Regions from separate parts of the Homo sapiens genome. Here region 1 is linked to region 2. The links are chromatin loops, found by intact Hi-C in ENCODE. Cell type or tissue: endothelial cell of umbilical vein. All regions are shown on one strand. Each heading gives the region's core, and the rest is flanking DNA. Links, peaks and the distances in the headings are about the cores only.

Region 1 (11,185 bases), core at 1,640-9,639, 630 kb before region 2:
ACTTGTCCCTGAAGGAGAGCCAGGTTTCCACACTATGCTGCCTGACCTGCCACTGTGGCCATTACCAGACCTCTCTACAGGAAATGTGCCCCTCCCCACACCCAGGGCAGGCTGAGTCAGCAGGGGAAGGATGGCTGGAGTGGCAGAATCAGGTTCAGCAAGCACAACAGGCTTAGACCAGTGACAGCCTCACCTGGGCTCTTGGCTGTTGAGTTGTAGCCTTGGCTCTGCCTCTGATTTGACAAGTGATATAGGCTTAAAGAAGCTATGCCCAAAAGATACTCTTTCCAAGTCTGCTGCAAAGAGGGACATGTTGATTAAGTTAACATTTCCCCAGCACTCACTAAGTGCCAGGCACTCTTCTAGATAATTTACAAGCCCTTATTTAATCTTCCCATCAACCCATAAGGTAACTACTCTTATGACTCCCATTTTACAGAGGAGAAAGCTGAAAAGCAGATAGGATAAGAAACTTGTTCAAGGTCACAGCTTTAGTAAAACTGAAGAGTTGGGATTTCTACATTCTCAAACACTTCTTCCTTCTACCTTTCAAAAATGACTTTTTACATTATTTTCTCTCCAGATGATAACTAGAGGGTAGAATGTGGTAGGCAATTCCTAAGAGGACCCCATGATGTGCACCCCTTGGTGTTACTCTCTGTATAACTTTTCCCACTTCAGTGCAGGTAGAACCTATGATTTGCTTCTGGCAATAAAATATGGCAAATGTGATGAGATGTCATGACCATGATTTTGTTACATTATATGAGACTTGTCTTGGCAGACTAGAGTGAGAGAGACTCTCCTGCTGGCTGTGAAGAAGAAAACAGCCATGAACTGCCTATAGAGAAAGCCATTTGTTAGAGCACTTCTGGTGGACCTGAAGGCAGCCTCTAGCCAACAGCCAGTGGGAATTGGAGGTCTTTGGTCCTATGTCTGCAAGGAAGTAAACTCTGCCAACAACCTAAATGAACTTGGAATTAAATTCTTCCCCAGTCAAACCTCCAGATGAGGATGCAGCATGGCTGATACCTTGATCACAGCTGATGAGACCCTCAGCAGAGGACCCATCTAAGCCATGCTGAGATTCCTAAACTACATAAACTGTAAGATAATAACTACGTGCTGCAGTAAGCTGCTAAGTTTATGGTAATATGTTATGCAGCAATAGAAAATTAATACAGGTTAAAAAATTTGCTGAATATGATACCCTTAGTAAAATTAAAGAGCTGAGATTTGAATCCAGATGTGTCTGACATGAGTCCCCATTCTTAACCACTTATCTATTCTACCTCTTCCACCATTCTCTCCAACCTCTTCTGGCCACTGCTTCGTGGCAACCTTCTACCCTTGGTTGCTGAGCACCAATGATGTCTTATTTGTAGAGTTCACCTTGAAGGCATTGTCTCTGATGGTAGGATTTCGAAAGTACGAGGATCCAATTCACTATGTGTTAGAAATGACTCTAACACATGAATTAAAATAAGATCTACAAGCCTCTAGTCTATAACATTCTCCATTTTTTTTTTTTTTTTTTTTTTGAGAGAGAGTCTCGCTCTGTCGCCCAGGCTGGAGTGCAGTGGCGCGATCTCAGCTCACTGCGACCTCTGCCTCCCTGGTTCAAGTGATTCTTCTGTCTCAGCCTCCAGAGTAGCTGGGACTACAGGTGCATGCCATCACGCACGGTTAATTTTTGTATTTTTAGTAGAGATGGGGTTTCACCAACTTTCTCCATTTTATTCTTCTGTTTCCTTCAAATAGGAGCAAGGTCTTTGAATGAGAAGAAGGATGGAAGAAATATAAGATCAGTAACCACATTTGGTTGACTGGAGTTTGGCGCCCAAGTCACCACTATCTGAAGATGGAGGGAATGTCATTTTTGGAAAGGAGCACATTTCTGTGGCTGCTTTCTCCCTCCTCACTAAGCTTCAGAACTCCTATGGTGATTTAGCCTTGACGTTTTTAAAGTTATTTTTTAAGGTTTAATAATATATCAAGATAGATTTCCTAGGTCAGATGAGTAGCTGCCCCAGTCAAGGCTGGTCATGTTTACCAAGGCTCTGTGCACTGCACATAGACAAGGGAGTGGAAATATCCAGAGCTGCTGCCTAGCTGATCCCCGAAAGAGCAAGATTTTAGGAACTACGAGAAAGCTGAAATCAAAGGACAATGACCAATGGAACACTTTAGTAACTGCCAGAGATTTGTGTGTGCAGGCATATCAGTGACAAATGAGGCCACCAGAAATGTGCCATTTGCTGAATGGTCTATCAGAAAGCTGGTCAGAGGTGGCTCATAGTCATTATGGAAACCTCAGTTTATGGTGTCTCCAGAATGAGTTGTCTTTAGCTTCCCTATTATTTTGTATAATCCAAGCACCCAACTGATTCATCCATATTTTTGTTTTCTACCCTACTTCTTTTATTCTTTCTGCATGACCCTTGGCCAGTGAATTGTCCGAATGCAGCTAATCTTATCTGAAACCTGACTGGGAGGCATACTGATGTGCCCACAGCTCTAATCTGTTGGAATAAAACAGGCAAGATGTTTTTTTTTTTTTTTTTTGAGACAGAGTCTCACTGCATTGTCCAGGCTGGAGTGCAGTGGCGCGATCTCGGCTCACTGCAACCTCCACCTCCTGGGTTCAAGCGATTCTCTTCAGCCTCCTGAGTAGCTAGGATTACAGGTGTGCGCCACCACACCCAGCTAACTTTTATATTTTTAGAGATGGGGTTTCACCATGTTGGCCAGGCTGGTCTTGAACTCCTGACCTCAAGTGATCTACCTGCCTCAGCCTCCCAAAGTGCTGGGATTACAGGCATGAGCCACTGCGCCTGGCTGCAAGATCTTAATTCTATAGGTTTGCATATACTGTGTGCATGTATGTATGTGTGTATATACACACACATATATATACACTCACATGCACACATACACATACATGAATGTATATGTGTATGTGTGTGTGTGTATATATATGTATACTACAGGATTGGCTGCAAGCCTTTGATAACAAATAGAAAAATACTGTTTATATTCACATGGGGAAGGGCTTGACTATCAGAACTGAGCTCTTCACAACATAATTACAACTTACTGAGTGCTGTGGCTCTGGTGAACAATGAAGATATAATCAGTGTACCTATTTGTCCTCCTGGATTCCAGCTGCTGAAGCAATTTCTTTTTCACAGAACCGGCAGTTTTGCGGCTCTTGTGAAAATCCACCGTTTCTCCCCTGAAATCCTGTGAAATGGAGCTCGCCAGTGGAAGGACTGTGAAAGCAGCCTGGTTCTTGCATCATCTCCATGAAATTAGGCAGATCATATTTTCAGCACTGCTATCCTGATTGCATGTTTGTTTAAAATGACAGTTGATGTTGTGTATCTCTTTCATTAGGGAAGCTCAATGATCTTGACATTATTAACTAACTGCAGTACTTGCCGCATATAAACACTAATCCGTAGAGACATCTCAGATAGTACTTGAAGAAAAACAAGGCACTTTGAGTGTGAGGAACCAACAGAAGGATCTTGGCCATATGTAGAATTTGACAGGTGCATTATCAGCTATTCACAAGCAAGTCATTTTCCACGAGGCCTAAACACCAAGGTACGGAGGGCAGACGTCAGCGTCTGGGTTCAAGCACTTAATGGGGCCAGATGAGGTGAAGGGGAGACTGGGGACTCCTGGAGGAGGATGAAAGCCAGAGTAGAACCAATGGGCTTTCTTTTCTCTTGTTCTCTGAGCCCTGGCTGCACTAAGCACTGAATGCCAGGTAACAAGGCCGATAGAAACAGGAATTATCCCTTTGTCTTCTAGATGTTTTAATTGCACGGGCACACTGAAGTCCTGATTCCAAATGATCAGAATTTGGTGGGCTAGGACAGCAGTCTCCATCCTTTTTGGAACCAGGGACCGGTTTTCTGGAAGACAAGTTTTCCATGGATTTCGTTTGATTCTCATAAGGAGTGCACAACCTAGATCCCTCAGATGCGTAGTTCACAGTAGGGTTCACGCTCCCATGAGAATCTAATGCTGCTGCTGATCCGACAGGAGGCGGAGGTCAGGCGGTCATGCTCACTGGCCGGCCACTCATCTCCTGTTGTGCAGCCTGGTTCCTAACAGGCCACAGACCGGTAGGGCTTTGTGGCCTGGGGGCGTTGAGGACCCCTGGGCTAGGAGACCTGGATATGATTTTGGTGTTTTCTCATCCACTGTTTTTAGAGTCTGTGTGCCCTATTACCTCTTGTGGATACTGCCCCTTCAATAATAGGGAAGGGCTGGGTGGGAGGTGATAGGATGCTCCCACTCTACATCAAAGGACTTTCTGATGGTAGAGGATTCTGGTGACACTCACCTCTCTTCCTCAGTGAGACTCCTTTGTGGCTACTCCCTCCCGACCTGACCTTCCAGCCTGTCCCTCGCATGCTGCTCCTCTGAAAAGCCACTTTGCTGACAGTGAGGGTATTCCAGCGAGGCTCTGCTCCCACTCAGTCCTGCCTTTCCATCTTCTTGCTCTACTCCTTTCTAGCTGGTCCCATTTGTCCCTTCAGTTCCTGGGCTACACACTCCCCTCCCCCAACTCCACCTGCAGCACTTCCCCGAGAAGCCTACAAGCCTGCTGGATGCTTAAAAAGGGGATCCAACATTAGGTCTTTGCTGACCCCACGTGGTCCACTGTGGTTCCACGCTAGTCTGTTTCTGGCACAGACCTCCAATCCCCAATCTCATCGTGATTTTGGGAATGGAAAAAACAGTCACGTAATAATGACTCTTGTGAGAAGAAAGGGATAGGGTAAAGGAGTAAAATTATTTTTAGGTCTGTCAAAAAGAGGGAGCAATCTTTTTTGTTTGTTTGTTTGTTTTGGAGACAGGGTCTCTCTCTGTTGCCCAGGCCGGAGTGCAGTGGTGGACTCACTGCTCCCTGCAGCCTTGACCTTCCGGGATCACGGGATCCTCCCACCTCCCAGCCTCCTGAGTAGCTAGGGCTACAGGCACCTACCACCACGCCCAGCCATTTTTGTTTAATTTTTGTAGAGATAGGGTCTCACTATGTTGCACAGGCTGTCTTCGACTCTGGACTCGAGGGTTCCTCCCATCTTGGCCTTTCAGAGTGCTGAGATTACAGGAGTGAGCCACTGCACCTGGCAAGTGGGAGAAATCTTGATATCTTCAAAATAATTGCTTTTACCTCCCTTTTTTCCTTTTCCTCTTCCTCACGGATGTCATTAATTTTGCTTTGTTGTTCCTTCTCCAGAATGGGGAATGTGAAGGTGGAGTGGGTATTGTTGGCCAAACCAAGAATACACCACATAGGGGCAGCAGAGAGTTTATTATAGACGAATGAGCTAGAGACGGGGCGGATCTAAACATCATGACAGTGACCTCCACTGATGGCTTGAATGTACATGTTCCTGAACTGCTTAAAATACAAGTCCAACGTCAGCACAGTACTAGAAAGCTCAATTGCAGAAGGTTTGCATTGTATGATCAGTTCACCATGGAAATAGTAGTAAGCATCTCCATGTAAGAGGGTGACCATCTTTTCTGAGTTGTCTAAGGCAGTCTCAATTTGCTTCCGAGGTCCTAAGTTAATTATAAATAGCACCTCCCTTCAGTTTCAAATGTATTCAGATTTGGGTGATGGCGGACACACTCACCCTATGCACAAGTTCTCTGGTGTCTTTAACTGGCCTAAATTCCAGATGAGACCAGTTCTGGGAGTGGGAGGGGATGAGCAAGAGTCAACAAGAAAAATAACTTTTAAGATGGGTTTTGAAAGTGAGTTTGGCAATAAAAATGGTAAACAAACAACCCCCAAAAATATATAACCAAAGCAGAAGAGCGGAGATGGGAATGTGAGATAAACTAAGAGGTTCCAGAAAAGTTAAACATGGAAAGATCCCCAGATGTATCTGTGTCTGTAAGTGGGAAAGAAAACTTCGATAGGCTGCTGGCCTTGGATGGAAAGGGCATCATTATTGGCAGTAAGAGTTTGGATATGACAATTTATTAATCGAGAACTTTTGATCCTTCTTTTTAGACCCTTATCCATTGGGCTGTCTTCAGGGTTTTAATAGGTGGAAGATCAGCCTGGCCCTTTGCCAAGGGAAATGATAATGTATTCTTTTTGTTTTCCAAAGTGTTCATGTGGGAATTGTTAATTTCTGAAATATAAGAGTTGATCTGGTGTTTGATCACACAGGGGACACCCACCATCTGCCATAGGACCTTTGCCCTTCTGGAAAATTACTGAACCACAGTATATCAAAATGATACACAAACAAAAATCAATTGCTTGAGATTCCAACTCTGACCACAGAGTCAATAAGAATGACAAGGATAAATTTGTTCTTCCCTTAAATGCTCTTACAATACAAATAGAGTGAAACTCAAGTATGGAGACAGGTGTAGAGAAACACTTGAAGATTGGGGAAGGCAGAAGAAGTGGGAGAATCCAAAAGAGGATAATAGGGTCAAGGACAGAAAATAAATAGAACAAGAAAGTAGACATGAGGAAAACCACCAGAAAAAAGCCCTAAGTCCTCTTCTTTCTTGAAAATTGTATACGCTCTTGTTATTTTTCTGCAACTTTTTCATGTGTCTCAAGGGTAGAAAAGGAAGTAATGGCAACTGCAAATAGCTCTGTGGTGCTTGCCAGAAGCTGGGAGATGGGGAGATGATCGTCCTATAGAAAAGGGTGCAGAATCAGTGCATTTAGGCAAAGTAACGATGATGCTGCTAATGGTAAGAATGTAATGATAGCTAATTCTTCTTGAGCTCTTAAAATGTGTCAGGCATTTTCTGAAGTGCATGTTTTTTAATTCTTTAATTTTTATAACTACTGTTTAAGATAGGCTATATTACAATTTTTATTTTAAAAATGGAGAAACTAAGGCACAAAGCAGCCAAGTTAATTGCCCAAGTCACACGACCAGTAAATGTCAGATTTCAGATGTAAGGCAATTGATTAGAAATGGAGATGAAAGGAAGTTTTTGACTCTATCCAAGATTCAATGAACATAGTGAAAGACATTCAAGGAAAATTTCCAGAGGCTAAATATGAAACAAAATCACCTTAATTTCACATATTTATTCAAGAAAGAAAATCAAATGCCCATGGTTGAGGGTGAGATAAATGGGTTTGTAGATCTGTCTTCCAAGATATGTTTGTGGCTAATTCAGTCTATGCCTTAATACTCATTATTTATATATGTAATAACTAAACTTATTATATTATTATTGTAACCTTTTTATATGTATGCTTGCCTGATATTTTAGTGTGGAGGTTGGGGATGTGGAAGATAGGTCAGACACTAAGTAATATTTTATGAAACAAATGATCTGGAAAAGGTTTGTGAAAGATGACATAAGTGATGGGGACTCATAAGGAAAAGAATGTGTCTTACAGAATGAAGGACACTCACCCAAGATTTGGCAGCAAGATCATAGAGCAAAACGAGGGCATCAGATTACAGGGACATTTGCTGAAGTTAAGGGGATCACTCTTATCCTGATTTCTACTGCCTTTGTTTATCATGCATAAAGCAATTACGCGAACTTAAAGTATAATAATAAAAAAATAGTAATAAAGAAACTCTTCTCTCAAGGAGTTTATATTTTGGCTGGAAAGACTGGATCTACATAACAAGGTATTTGCTAATATTCAACCCAGGTAGATTGCAGCCTCCGCAACGGCAAAGACTGTATCAACTCGAATAAAAGGAAATCAGCTAAAAATGGCTCAGTCAAGAAGATATTTATCTCACAGAACAAGGATTTCAGAGACGGGGTGTGGTCACTTTGACTAATTCACTGGTTCAAAGTTATGCCCAAGCTGCAGGATTCACTTCTCTGTGATTGTCTTGGCTTTCCCCTCATGGTTGCAAGACCACTCCTGCTGTTCCAGAAGTCCCAGGTGGTGTCAATGTCTAGAGTCATAAAAGGAAATGCCTTTCCAGTTTTAAGAATAAGTGAGACCTTCCAAGAAGTCTCTCAACACATCAGTCATAGGCCAAAGTTGCCTCATGCACTCAGGACTAAACCAATAACTTGTAAAAAACAGTGGCAGGTAAAACTGCCAGCACCTTAGCATGAATCAAGGGAGTGGCATCCAGTTCTGCTGGTAGCCATCGTATTATTCACTGCCGCCTGCTCACAGTAAAGAACAATGCCAGTTTCACTTAAAAATGTCCTTGATGAAGCAATAAAAGTTACTAATTTCATTAAATCTTGGCCCATCAATACGTGTCTTTTTAATATACTATGTGACAAACTGGTAGGTACACCTAAGGCACTTCTGTTGCATTCTGAAGTATGATTGTTTCCTGGTCATCTTGAGGCAAAAATGCATGTGTGCTTACGTGAGTTATAAGCTGAAGTATTTAATGTTTCCACAGAACACCATTTTTACTTGAAAGAACAACAGAGAAACTATGATTATTCAGACGTGGGTATTTGGCAGACATTTTCCCAAAAATGAATGAAGTGAGTCACTTCAAGGAAAACAACCAACAGTGTTTGTTGACAATAATAAAATTTGAGTTTTCAAGTGAAAATTGGAATTTTGGAAAAATCAGTATCTGTGTCCGCTTGACAGTTTCTCAGTATTTAAAGATTTTTGTGATGAAATTAGTGGCAATGTTAACAAATGTAGTTTTTAAAATTTTGTCTCAGAGTAAACAAGTCAACATTTGGAAGATCTGAATAATTCAGTGAACCAATATTTTCCAAATGACCAAGGCATGCTGTTACAAAATCATGCATGAGTAAATGATTCATACAAAGAACAAGAGAAATAAATGGATTTTAGTGAAACATAATAGAAAAAGTTCATGGACTTGGTTTAAGATTCCACATTGCAACTAAGCTAAATTACCACTTGTCAAGTTTTGGAATATCAAAGAAGAATATCCACAATTAGCTAAAAAGGAAATATTCCTCTTTCTCTCTCTCTCTCTCTCTTTTTAATTGCATACCTGTATTATTAAAGATGAGATTTTCTTCCTATACTTCAACCCAAACAAGTATTGCAGCAGATTGAATGGAGAGGCAGTGATGGGATGCAGCTGTCTTCTATTAAGCCATGTTTAAGAGATTTACAAAGGTGCAGCCCAGTGCCACTCATCTAACCAAATCGTTTTGGAAGATGTAATTATTCTTCATTAAAAATGTATTATTTATGTTAACATGTACTGGGCTTATTATTGTTCGTTTAAAATGAATTTACAATTTTTTTTTAAATTCTGAATTTTGAATTCTAAAATGGTAAGTATAAATAGAAATAACCCATATAAACAAAAGGTCATTGAAGAGGGTATTCTGAAGAGTTGAAGTCCTGAGACCAAAAAGTTTGGGAATTGCTCGCTTAAAGAAACAAGATTCATGCCTGGGCCTGGGAGGAACCAGTCTGCCTTGAAGCAGATGGATACCTGATACCTGAATCCTGAACCAGTTAGGAATCCTGTCAGGAAGGAACAGGGGGAGGCTGGGTGGCCACTCAGTGTTTGTCACAGAGATCATTCGGTAAGAAATGGAAACTGGAAGTAAAAGCTACTCTTACAAGAGGGAAAACCATAGTGCCACTGAGGAAACAAGGCCCACAGATGTTGATGACCGTGACTTCTCCTTCTTTCCTCTCTTATTTTAGAAAAGAGAGACTCAATGCATTTAGGAGGCAAGGAGGGCAAGCACCAGTGGAGAAGACAGTATACAAAGTAGAGAAAACAAGGCCAAGCGCGGAGTCTCACCTATAGTCCCAGCACTTTGGGAGCCGAGGTGTAATGAATGCTTGGTGTAGATTAGGGACTACTGAAATGCTTGTTCTGTGAACCTCTGCTTCTAAGGACAGTTGTGACCTGGAGGTATTTTATACTGCTGGAGGAGCTCAGGGATGGGGCACACCTGGGGGGTCATGGAATGCACCTGCAGTCAGGTTCCACAGAGGCTGAAGGCCTGCTTTGCACAGTCTCACTGGGCTGTCATCCAGGGTGCCTTACCCACCTGCAGCCATCTTGCTCCTGTCTCTGACTCCTTAAGACTCTGTGTTTTCTCTCTTATTCCATCTCATGACCCCTAATCCAAACTGCCCTTAGCTTCAGCTTCTCTGGGCCACTGGCTATGAAAATTTAGCCCCTCATCTTGCTCCTAGTCTTACCCTTTCTTGCACACGCTGTTCTCTTGACCTGGAAGGGCCTCCCTTGGTTTCCCATCTGGCAAACACCTATTCATCTCTCAAGATCCAGCTCTAGACTTTCAAATTCTGTGATATTTTCCTGGGTTCTCTAGGAAGCATTAATTATTTCCTTCTCCCCACAGCTTTTTATTTGCGTCTTTGCTATAGCCATTCTTACAGGGGATCAGGCTTTGCTGGTTCCACACGTTACCCAGAGTATGCTTGGAGCTCCAGGGAGTAGAGGCTTCGCATTACTGTCAATGGACATGCAGCACCCGGAGAAGAAACAGCCTAAGGAATGTGTTTCACGAATGCTTGGGAATCAGTGAAAGAATGAGAGCAACATCTCAGGGCTGATTCTCTGAGCCATGTGTATAGGCAAGCCTTCATTCTCTACACAGTTCACCCCACTTACTCATTCTCCTTTCTTTTTCTCATTCTTCTTTGCCCTCAACCAGAAGCCTGAGCCTTTCATCTGGTGTTCAGGGAGCCCACTTCTCACCTAGGGCCCAGCGGCTGAATCATCATTACCAATTAGAATACATAGGTATTGTCATTTAGCATAAGTTTTCACAAGGCAGCGTCCTGTCCATACTAAGTAGTTATGCATGTGGGTACACTGGATGGAGGATGCTTTTCAAACAGTGAATTGATTAACCTATTAACTGGTATGTATTGAGTCCATGCAACGTGCCTGGTACTAGTGATGTGGGATTGAGGGAGGAAGAAGTTATATTTTTATGCAATTGTCACTATTTGGTGCTAACAAAATTACCTCTAAACTCAAGGAGTTTTTATATAGCTGGGGTTGCTTAATGGCCATATATTGCAAAAGTGGAGGCCAGGGAAAGGTGAACATAACCACCAGAGGATGACAGAAGGAGGGGCTGCTAGGAGGTTGGGGAGCAGAACTTGCCTTGGGTCCTGAAAGTGGGTAATAGTCGTATGCTGGAGAATAACACACCCAAACACTGGAGGACACAGCGAGCTCCGTGTGTGGGGCCAACTGGC
Region 2 (11,185 bases), core at 1,478-9,477:
ACTAATTGTGAGTGGAGATTTTAAAAAAAAAACAAAAACCTTGATTATATGTTACAAGTCCCTAAGTGGTTGGGCTGTGGCCCCTCACCTGCTTGTAGCTTTGAGTGGAGAAAGGACAGCACCCGCGTGGCCACCGAAACAAGCTCTCCTGGCCCTTTCCCCTGTTGGATAGGAACAAGGGGCAGGATATAATGAGTCTAAAGCAGAGACTTAAGATGACTCCTTTCTTCCCCCTTCTAATCCCCAATTTCAGACAAACATGGGGCCCAGAAGTGAGTGAGGGAATTAAATTAAGGAACACAATTTCTCCCTGTCATTGAACTCTGACTAATGAGTCTATTTCTGGGTAATAAGAAGGAGCAGGAAGTGACAAGGCAGTGTAATGAATTAGTGGCCCAGAACCTCGTTAGTCAGAATAATCTTTCCACGAAAGGTAAATGATGCAAACGTTAATTATAAAGCCAGGGTGGAAATGCATCCCATTATTTGGCTTCCTAAGAAATCTATCCCAGTTATTATGAGGCATTTCAAACAACAATAACAATAATAATAAAGTAAGGCTCAGTGAGAACTTTAGTCCTTGGGGAGACTTGTTCCACTGGTGGTGGCCGGTAGGGGGAGCACAGCTTTCTGCTTTCAAAAGGGGCTGGAGCTTGGGGAAGCCACCACGCCCCTCTGGGTTTTGTACCAGGAAAGATGCGGTAGAGTCCCTGTCCCGGTTTCTCTGTGCCCCGTAGGGTTGGTCATTCAGGGCTGTCCACTCTAGTCATCCAGATCCAGATGAGGTGAGGAGTTTAACTAGAAGTTTCCCCCATCCAAAGAGAGAGAGAGAGAGAGAGAACAAGGCTGAGGATTTTGCAGGAACTCTGGCATGTTAAAGGGGGTCAGAGATCAAAACCATGGAGGAAATAGAGGTTAAGAGGTCAGGCTCTGGAATCAGCCAAGCTGAAACCCTGGCTCGCCATGATTGGAAAAGTCCCGTAGCCTGGTTTCCTGCTCTGAGAACTGGTGGCTACCAGAAGCATCTGTTTAAGGAGGTTTTTATGAGCATTAAGTGAGGTGTGCATGTGAGATACTTAGCATCCATTAAGTGCTTCATAGATGCCACTGATAATGTGTTTTGAATGCAGAGTGAAGGTTGTAGAGCTGGAAGGCATGTTAGGGGCATGTTAGGGGCATTGAAGGAGGCTACCTTGTTGCACAGGTGAGGGGGGAGGGCAACGTCACTCAGCAATTCAGCGGTGGGGGCACCGAGGCTTCCGGCTCCAGGCTCAGGTGAGGCTCTGTCATCTCAGGCTGTTTGTCATAGCCTGGGTTTTTGGCCACAGCATAGAAGGGAGGCAGCAGGGGAAAGACAGGAAGCTAAATCAGTCTCAAGAAATGCAGTTGCTGAGACCATTCCTCAGGAGAGCAAATAAACCATATTAAAACTATAAAAAAGTATCCTGCAGCTCCGTGGTAATAAACTTGTCTGTGACTTCACGGCTTAGAAGGTCCCAGCTTCTGAAGATTTGAGCGATCTCTTGCCCACAAAGGGGCCGGATAAGTCATTTGCTGAAGGGAGAGAAGTTTGAAGCAAAGATGCTGGCACTCTCCGGAGCCTCCTTCCAGGTGGCGTCCGATTGAAGCGGAGGCTGGGAGCTGCTTTTGTTTTGAAGGCTTTGTCGGTGTCTGACTGGCAACTCTTGGTAATGAGAGAAGAAAAAACAATTAATTGGAAATGAATTTTAATTGTCTCTGACTCCTCATTTGTAGGCTATTAAAATGAGTTCCCTATTAAAATATCACATCAGCTGCCTCACTCCAAGATAACAGAAGGCGCCCCAAAAGCTCTTCTCCTGCCACGTCCAGTACCCACTCCACCCTCATCCCCTTTGGCAAAAAGTGGGCTCGGAGGTTTTAAGCAAAATGAACCAAAGAAGGAAAAATAGAAAAAAATTGCTCTCAAATCTTTCCTTTCTTTCTTTCTTTCTTTCTCTCCCTCTCTCTCTTACTTTCTTCCTTCCTTCCTTCCTTTCTTTCTTTTTCTTTCTTTCTTCTTTCTTTCTTATACATTTATTTATTTTTGCTAAGGAATACATGTCTGCATTCATGTAGTATTCTGTGGCTGTCTGTTTCGTTCCCATTTCTGAGTGCTGTGGCAACGTGGGTTGGAAAGCAGGGCTCCGCTGGAGCTGGGCCTTCTCTGCCAGCTGCTCAGTCTCTACCTGGAATGGAGGCTGTAGTGGGGCTGGGGTGAGGCCAAGGGAAATGGACATGTGGTACTGGGGCAGGAGACAAGGCTAGGAGGCCTGACAGTCGAGGGCTAGGACTACTGTGTCCCCTTCTCCTCCCTGCCTCACTTGCTCCTCTACCCCACTGGGTCAGGGAGGTTCATTTCTCGACATGGATGCTGTCCGAGAGGCGTAGCCCTTCTTGGAGGCCTCAGATCTAGGCTAAAACCACCTCTGATGCTGCCCGGCGAGGTGGCTGTGTGATCAGAGCCAGCCCCTTCCCCTCTGCTCCCTCTGTGAGCAATCCTAGGTATTCACTCAGTAGATGCTAAAGGCCTGGGGCCCAGGAGGCTCCCAGGGAATGTGGCCCCCAGCCCCTTCTGAAAACAGACGTCCTTCCCTCTGCTTCACTGTCGGCAGAGGCTCCCCTCTTCCTCCTGCTCTGTCCTTTCTCACTCCATCCTCCCTTCTCTGTTTCCTGCCCCCATCATCTTTCTTCTGACCCTTCCTCCCAGCCCTGTTTCTCTCCAAGCAAAAGCGCCAGGAATTCCTGCCCAACAGGCTCTGCTCAAGAACTTGCTAGGAGGCTTTTGGCCCTTGCCTTTCTAGGTAAGGTCTGCACTCAGCAACTTTATGGATGCCAGGAGGGAGCCATTCCTATCTCCCCCAGGCAGAGGCATAATCAGCCTAGAAGGCCAGTTCCACCCCTAGCCTCCCTGGGGCGCTATCTGGCGTCTATACTCATCCTCCCCGCCCAACCCCATCACTGCACACTTTATTTATGGAAGGCCAGGGACACCTGTCTCCATCCTTCTACATTACCTGCATATTCACAGGATCCACCACAGCTCCTGCTTGCCTGGGCCTTGTCAGCTCTGGGCTTGCAGAGAATGTGGTTGAATCAGTGTTAGCCCTGGGCTGGCAGGGCCTACCGGTGGCTGCCCTCACCCTCCTCTGGGCTGGCAGGGCCTACCGGTGGCTACCCTCACCCTCCTCTGGAGCCCACGCTGGGCTGGGCATATCTGCGACTTGGCAGAGGTGGCAAATGGCTCAGAGCCCTGTGAGAACCACCAAGACTCAGCGGTATAGGAAGCAGACGCCTTGGGCTAATTCACAGGCCACTGGAGAGTGACAAAGCGCCCATCGACAGTGGTCGATCAAAGAAGTGGCATCGAAAGTGGCAAAGAGAAGTGTGTCCCCTGAGCTCGCCTCAGAGTAATGACCTGGACGCTGGTGGAGGCAATGATATTTGTTGGTTTGAGAGCTAAGGCCCCTCTGAAGGCCAAGTCAAGGTTTGGGGGCTCCAAACCTTGGACAGCAGCAGGTGCTTGGCTCCGGGACAAAGAGGCCTCTGTCCCGGCTCCACCTGAGAGCACTGGGCTGGCTGTTGGCTGCCCCCTGGCTGCACCGCCTCTCAGCAGCAGATGGCCAGGGGCCCGCAGCGTGCCCTCGCTGTGTTCCTCTCCACGTGCACATCCCTTTCTCTTTGTCTTTCTACACAAATTGCCTGTTTCTGGAGTGGACTCGGCTTTCCACACCATGGGTCCGGGAGGACCGGCCTTCTTGGCAGGTGTGGGAGGAACAAGCCTGCGTGGTGCTGTCCCTCCCTCCCCACCAGGAGCAGAGCAGCAAGGGGACCCTTGAACATTTCCCCTCTGGGGAGGCCTCAAAGCATAGCACAGGCCCGAATGCATTGAGGGTTCAGGCAGGGATGCCAGCGAGCCAGGCTTCTGGGGCCAGGTGAAGGCAGAGGCGGCGACTTGAGCAAATGAGCCTCCTTTGAAGGCACCGCACCCCCACCGAGGACACTGGGCCTGCTTCACGAAGCACGCGTGGGCGTGTTTGGATGAGCGCTGTGTGGCTCTGCAGCTCCGAGGAAACCGCATCAGACACCCCGACAGCTGGAGTGCCTCACCCTTTCAGTCTCCCTGGGATTCCAGGCCATTCTCTTCGGCCTGGCCTCTTCCTATTCACCCATCAGACCAGGCTCAAACCCACCTTGTCTTGTTCATGGTGCTGTAGGCTGGCATTAATTGTATGACAGAATGTTTATTCATATATATATTTTCCCACTAGACTCTGGTGCCAATAGGAAAGGGACACAATTCTACTTAGGTATTTAGTACTCCTGGTACATAGTAGGGCCTCTGTGGAGGCTTATGGAATTCAAATACCCATGGACCAGCCTTGGCCTCTTCTTTCTGGCCTTCAAAAGAAAGGCTTTGCGATAAGTTCTCCCTTAAAACAGAGAAGACCACGGTGCCGGGGTGGGGGTGGGGTGTGACCGTGTTCCTTGCCTATTTCCCTTACAACAGAGAAGACCACGGTGCCGGGGTGGGGGTGGGGTGTGACCGTGTTCCTTGCCTATTTCCCTTACAACAGAGAAGACCACGGTGCCGGGGTGGGGGTGGGGAGTGACCGTGTTCCTTGTCTATTTCCCTTAAAACAGAGAAGACCACGGTGCCGGGGTGGGGGTGGGGAGTGACCTCGTTCCTTGTCTATTTTAGGCTTTAGCCTAAAAATAGATGGGGATGGAGAGGGCTAGGGAGGGCAGGAGGGTCAGAAAACTCCTGAGGTTTCTGGTGGTAAATTGTGAGTACAACAATGGATCAAGAAGGTGACCCCAGAACCCTTGCTGTGTGCCCACTGGGGTACAGCTGGTGACCAGGAGGATGCTCAGGGCTGCCTGTGGGCTCCTGAGTGGAGAGACTTGAGGTTGACCAGTCCATTTCCACTAACTTTGTAGGATGCCTACCTTAGAGGACAAAGGAGGCTGGTGGCCTTCTCTGAGCAGGGCATTATGGTGGCCCCAAAAGGATCACAGGGCCCTTTCTGCCAGCCCCCAGGCCTGTACTTTGTAAGAACTGCAAATTGTGTCCTCATTGTCTGTGTGTATGTGTTTCAGTGTGTGTGTCTTTCTTCTTATCTCTTCATCATCTGGGTCACCTGCCCACCTCTGGACAAAGCTTGCATTTAAATATGGTGCCAGACAGTGACGTGATACAGTTAGCGGGTGATGCTTGCTGCTCTAATTTTGTCTGCTTTTGGGAACTCTGCAAAAATGCTCTTCCATCCCTCACTGGGAGCACTGCTGGACAAATGGTACTAAAGGGACCTGTACCTTGGGGGGCCCAGGTGACACCTGAGACCCTCTGTAGACAGCATGGCAGCCCTCCACTCTCTCGGCTCTCCTTCCTGAGGCTGGAGAACAGAGATCTCACGTTTGCAGAAGTCCTTTTAAAACAAAGTGCCAGAACAAGGATTTGACATCACCAGTGAGAAAAAATAAATTCATTTTTGCCCACACCTCCACTCCCCCGTCTGTTGGTGTCAGACTCTGATGGGTTGAAAGGCGGCACAAAGAGAAAGAGGGTAGGGAGATGATGGCAACTCGGGGAGATAATTGACTTCAGAAATGCTATGTCTTGGATGTAGGAAGAAAACAAGTGAAAATATGTTATTTTACAACCTTGATACTTCTGACCTCATGGAAAAAACATACACACACAGCGTAGGGTGAGCAGGTAGGCAGGAGGAAGGGTCCTAGCACGGGGTGCGGGCGCCCTCGCGTGGCCATGAGAAGTAGTGCCACACGCACACGTTCTCTTTCCCAGAGAAGCAGACGTGCTGCACAAGTGCTTGGCCACCGCCTACACTGAAACTGGAAAGAGCTCACTGAAAAGGAATGCAGTTCATAAAAAGTCTTCCTTCTCTACCCAAGACATTCTTGTCACTCCTAGGGCTGTCATTCTTGAAAAGGAGAGGCTGGTATAGTAGGAAGAAAGCTCAATCCTAAAGCTCAGTTTGGTGTTTGTGGCTTAGCGGCTGGACGTCCTTAGTGTGTCTTGGCTTGTCGCCTGTAAAGTGATCAGCATGACCTGGATGGTGCTTCTGCTTCCCTGCAGCTGGGATGCTCTGGCCTTGAGGATGCTGAAACACCAGAGAGCTGGCCACTCGCTGGTATCAGTCGGGCAAGCGAACTCTTTGTGTGGGATTGCTTCATTTCATTTGAAGTCATTCATTGCTATGATTGTAGTCTTTTTCTGGTTCCCATGAATCTGGTGTTGGCTCAGTGTAACAGAACCAGCCTTATTGTTCCCATTTGCAGTTACAAGAATATTGCCATTGTTATTTGCAAGCCTGATTTCCCTGTCTGGTTACCTGTAATGCTGCTTCTCTGAAATTCTCTGAAAGACAGAAAAACCTTCCCCGCGGGATATAGGTTATCAGGCACCTAAACTCATTGCAGCTCCAAGACATGCATGGATTAGGGACCAAGATGTGGGGCTCATAGTTTACAGAATTTGGTCTTATATTCTCCCTTTCATCTGGATCTTCATACAGCTACTCACTTGCTGCTAGAAAAGAAAGCTCCCAGTGTGCCAGATGGATTCCAAAGTCCCATTTCCTGCATTCATCCCACCATATTTGAAGACTCTTTTCTTTTCAAATGCTTAGCCCGGGTGAGCAGACCTCAACCTTCGCCTAGCACCCATCTTCCTGATCCTGCCTGAGCTTCCAGATCCCCAGTTCCATCTTTACTTTGGTTCTTGTATAAGACGAAGAGAGCATTTATCTTTTCTGTTTAAACCCTTGGGATATTTCTGTTTAGCAAGACAGCAATTTCGGGCAGCTACACTGTTTTATTAAGTATATTAAACAGCAGAGTAGCTCATCTGTTGTCGACTGGCTTTCTTGGCTCAAACCCAATATATCACGGGTGGTTTTCCCAACACATTTTTAAATTCTTATTACTGGCTAGGATATGATTTCACAAATGTTATTATAATAATTCATTAGTATCTTACATAACCAGTAATACAGACTGAACCTTTGCCAAATGCATTGTTATAACTTTTTGGAATGGTGGCCGCATTAATTAATCATTGCTTGTTGAGTGCCTACTATGAGCAAGAGAATTTGCATTTTTGTTCTTTCATTTCTCATGACAGCCCAATAAGGGAGGTAGGATTATCTCATTTTAACCAAAGGAGACTCTGAGGCCGAGGGAGGCTGAGCGGCTTACTCGAGTTCTCGCAGCTGCTATATCCTAGAGGAGACCAAATTCACACCCAGCTTGGACTCCAAAGCTTGTACATTTCTCATCATGTGACCCTCCACCCACAGACTGTCTGAGTACAAAATTCCACAGAGGGCCTTGACTTAGAAGACCCTCTGCCAGCATTTTGTCTGTGGTTTTGTGTGTCGTCTCAGATGAAGGTGACTCAAGACTTCAGGCAGAGGATGTTTTCCATTTAAATCCCCTAAAAGAAAATGGCCCTGTTTCTAGAAGAGAGAAAAGCCCAGACGTCTGCTTGACTTTGCTTCCAGGGGCAAGGACTGGGGTCCAGATCCATAATCTGGGAGAGTCTTTTATGGCTTTCACCTTTGGTGTTGAAGAGGACTGGCAAGCAAACCCCTTGGACCAATGGTTTCACCCTTGGAAACTTAGCTGGGTAGGTCCATGTCACCATGGGACTGGACTGACATTTAGCCAGATTTTGAAATGAGAGACTTGAACCTGAACCCTTGCTTTTCTCTTCTGGATAATTTGATTTTTAGCAAGAGGCTGTTGGAAGACACAAAGGTCCATTTTGTCTCAAAACAGGTGAACATAGGGAAGAGAAACTGAAAAGGGAGGCTTTGGGAGCACATAACTGTTTTCAGATATTTAAGTGCTGTTTGGTAGAAAAGGAATGAGATGTTTTCTGTATAATTACATAAAACAAAACCAAGACTGATGGACAGAAGTTATTTGGGAGCAATCTGTTCAATATAAAGGAAATTTTAAGGGTCTAAGCTACCCAAAGAAGTGAAGGGCTGCGTTGGAGTTTTTCTAGCACTGAGGGTGTGTGTATCTGTGTGTGTGTGTGTGTCTGTGCCTGTGTACATGCGTGTGCGGGGGTATGCCTGTGTGTGCGCATGCATGCGTGACTGTGAACCTGCATATGCACATAGTGGAGGGAGCACATAAGAGACAGAAGGTTTTATCAGACGACCTTCACAATTCCATATTTTCAGGAAGTCTATAATTAAATGTTTTAACATGGGCCTTCAGGCACCACAATTAGCCATTGGAGAGACAGATTTGCTCAAGAAGTCTGCCTGGTGCACTTTTTCTTCGTTGAAAATTTTAAACCTTCAAAAATGTAATAAAAGTAGTGTATTGAACAGCTTCCCTCCATATTTACTATGCACCTTCTAAGAACAAGGCGTCTTCTTCCACAGCCACAACACAAGGTATGAATTCCAGAGACTTAGCCCAGATCCACTTCAGCCTCTGGAGTAGTCTGAATAATGTCCGTTATTACAGTCGCCTCACGACGGACCTGTCCACTTAGCTGCGTTCTGTTGCCATATCTCTTTAGACTCTTCGTATCTGGAGCAGTGCTGTTGCCTTTGTCTTTCCTGACACTGACATTTTTGATGATGACAGACTGATTGGTAGTGTTGGGCACTTTTCAGATGTTGCCCAAATCACCAGCAGCTAGATCTGCCTCTGGCATCTAATACATATGGAAACCGCACGGTGGGATAGGAGGAACTCTGTGCCCTGGTGGCCTCAGGTCCCCGAGCCCTGCCCTGCTTGCAAGCACAACTTATGTGGGAGGCAGTGAGTGCCAGGAATGGATGCTCAAGGCCTGAAGTCTGTCCTGCCACTTCAGGCCATTTGAGTTTGCGCAGATCACCCGCCTCCCGTGGAGGTCCACTTCCTCTTCTCTGCAGTGAGGACCTTTCGTGGCAGTGTTGGGAATGACATGGCATATTACAGGTAGAAGTCCTTAATAAACTCTAGCAAAGTGCTAGACCAATGCAATCGTTTATTATTTATTTTTAACATATCAGCGAGGTGCCTGAAGCTAGAACTGCATAGTGAGATTGAAAAACTTGTGAGGAAAACTATGGGGAAAGATGAAAGCCAGGCTGGCCAGGCAGGACGGCTGCATACGCAGCCATACATGACCCTGAGCTCCTCTCCAGTTGTCAAGTGGTGATCCCTCTGTGCCCACTTCCAAAGCCTCTGGTACCAGCAATGTCCATGGCTTATTGAGCATTTACTGAGGGTCAAGCGCTTTGCCAAGAGAAGCCCAAATTCTCATAAGAACCCAGAAAGTTCCTATGAGCAATATGTTAAGATGCAGAGATAGAGTTTCAGAGAGGTTACGCCATTTGCTCAACCTCATGCAGTCAGGAAATGTCAGGACTGAACAGCACATTACCAGCGCCCTGCAGAGGCCTGGCATCCTTGTCCCCTCCACTCCTCCTATGCCATCCTTGGTGGCCCTATAACACAGAGCCTTGTGACACACAGCTGGTCAGCAAGCCCTACTATAAAGTCACAGGGTTGATTTGAATCTGCAAGTGATCAGCTCTCCTGAAGCAGGACCTTGTCTCTTCACTGATATGCAGATGTATGCTAATAGGCTCCAGAGTCACCCTTCCCTCCACCACCTTCTCAGCTTTATTTATTTACTGACTTGATGAAGTGAAGAGGCTGGAGAACTAAGGAATTCATGAGCATTGCAGCTTCCGGGGCCCCTGGTAACAAACTCCCTGTCTCCCTTTTCCTGCCTGGGGCCCAGACTGGACCGGGGTTTGAGGGAGGAGAGAACACAGGTGCCTGACCATGTGCTGATGAGGCCCTGGACAGCCTTCTAAGGGCACACCCTGGGCACTCGTGAGTTGTCTCCATGTGGGTTTCAGTGGGGTCTGGTGGCTGGATGGCCTGACCATCACAGGGGTAGGTGGCTCAGCCCTCTGGCTCTGGGCAGTGCCCAGGTCTGGCCCAGCGCTGACCACTCAGCTTTCTGCTCTCTGGTATTTCTGCTCTATTCAACACAGAAGCCATGAGGGCAGCTGAGGCCCCAAGGGCAAGGTCTTCTGAGTCCTGCTTGATCATGGCAGAGAAAGAGGAGCATTTGAAACAGATGCCCTTCCTCCTGTACTCCCTCTCCCAGTGTGGAGCTGTGAGATGCAGGAAAGGCCTGACTACTGGGGCTAGGAGTTTTAGACATTCTACTGCCCAATGCTGCTACATGTCACAGTTCCTCAAGGGCATTGCTCTTTTCTTCCTTCTCTCTCTCTTCCTCTTCTCCCATCTCTTTCTTTGGCAAGAGCTCTTGGAGCTCCTGTTTCTTTTCCACCTTGGGGAAGAGGTTGTCACTGGATCTGTCCACTTTCTATGACTGAGCCTCTCGTGTCTGGACTTCTGACGCTCCGTGTGAAGCAGAGGCATGGCCAGAAGCGAGGCTAGAACAAGGCTGTCCGGGACGGGGCCTGCACATCGGTGCATGGAGAGAGAGTGGTTCAGGAGCCCCACAAGCAGCTACCTTCGGCTAACACGTCCGTCTTCTTGCACACAGCTTCCTCTGACATCATTTTATCATAGTTATTGCAGCTATCATGTTACATGATTGCTTTTAAAATAAAAAATATCTCATTTCTGGAGAAAGTGCTCACAGAGAGCAGCTGCTGCCCCTGTCCACTCTCTTCTCCATTCATGCTCTGTGCCCACTCAGGGCTGGAATCCCCTCTAGGCCACCGTCGTTTGCTCCATGATCTGCTCACAGATGGAAGTCAGCCCCCCTGACATTTGGGAATCTGCTGCCTCCCACATCAGAACCTGCTCCCTCCAGCTCTTCACCCATCTCCTCCCCTGTGCTTGAGTCCAGATAGCCTCCATGTGCAAAGACACAGAAGGGCGTTCCATGCATGAAAAGAAGAAAGTGCAATGGAAAGAAGTAGGGAGGGGGTGCCTGTGGAGTCAAGCCCAAACTCTAGATCAAATGGAGGAAAGGGTTGTCATCGTGCCTGCCAATCCCAATCATTTTTACGGCCTTTAGAAGGTACTGGGTTGAGAAGGATTCCAAAGCCAAGTCTGGGCTCCACAAGATAGGCAGCCGTGATTGATTGATAATGTCCACTTCTGGGCGTGGACACAGAAGTGCGGGCATGCTGCCTGCCCAGCTTTC

What was found. Hi-C counts contacts between places; a loop is a spot of excess contacts. Peaks named below come from ENCODE experiments on the same cell type or tissue, not always from the same donor. Only the 100,000 strongest peaks of a DNase experiment are listed, where the experiment ranks them.
Region 1: it touches region 2 in a loop (5-fold over the local background); 9 of 110 quality-filtered maps call a loop at or near these places.

Annotation. Positions count from the first base shown.
Region 1 is chr11:131,033,454-131,044,638 of GRCh38, forward strand. No RefSeq gene overlaps it. Among named protein-coding and RNA genes, the nearest start is that of SNX19, 120 kb to the left of the region's middle. RefSeq lists enhancers at 1-88, 5,329-5,398. In endothelial cell of umbilical vein, for the core only: a CTCF peak has its summit at 5,284; no DNase peak of the experiment used is centred there; H3K27me3 peaks cover 114 bases.
Region 2 is chr11:131,668,366-131,679,550 of GRCh38, forward strand. All of the region lies in intron 1 of NTM (neurotrimin), which reads left to right. Among named protein-coding and RNA genes, the nearest start is that of NTM-AS1, 10 kb to the left of the region's middle. RefSeq lists enhancers at 1,987-2,487, 5,650-5,944, 9,297-9,900 and a silencer at 2,150-2,363. In endothelial cell of umbilical vein, for the core only: a CTCF peak has its summit at 5,785 (motif pointing left); a DNase peak (open chromatin) is centred at 5,776; H3K27me3 peaks cover 351 bases.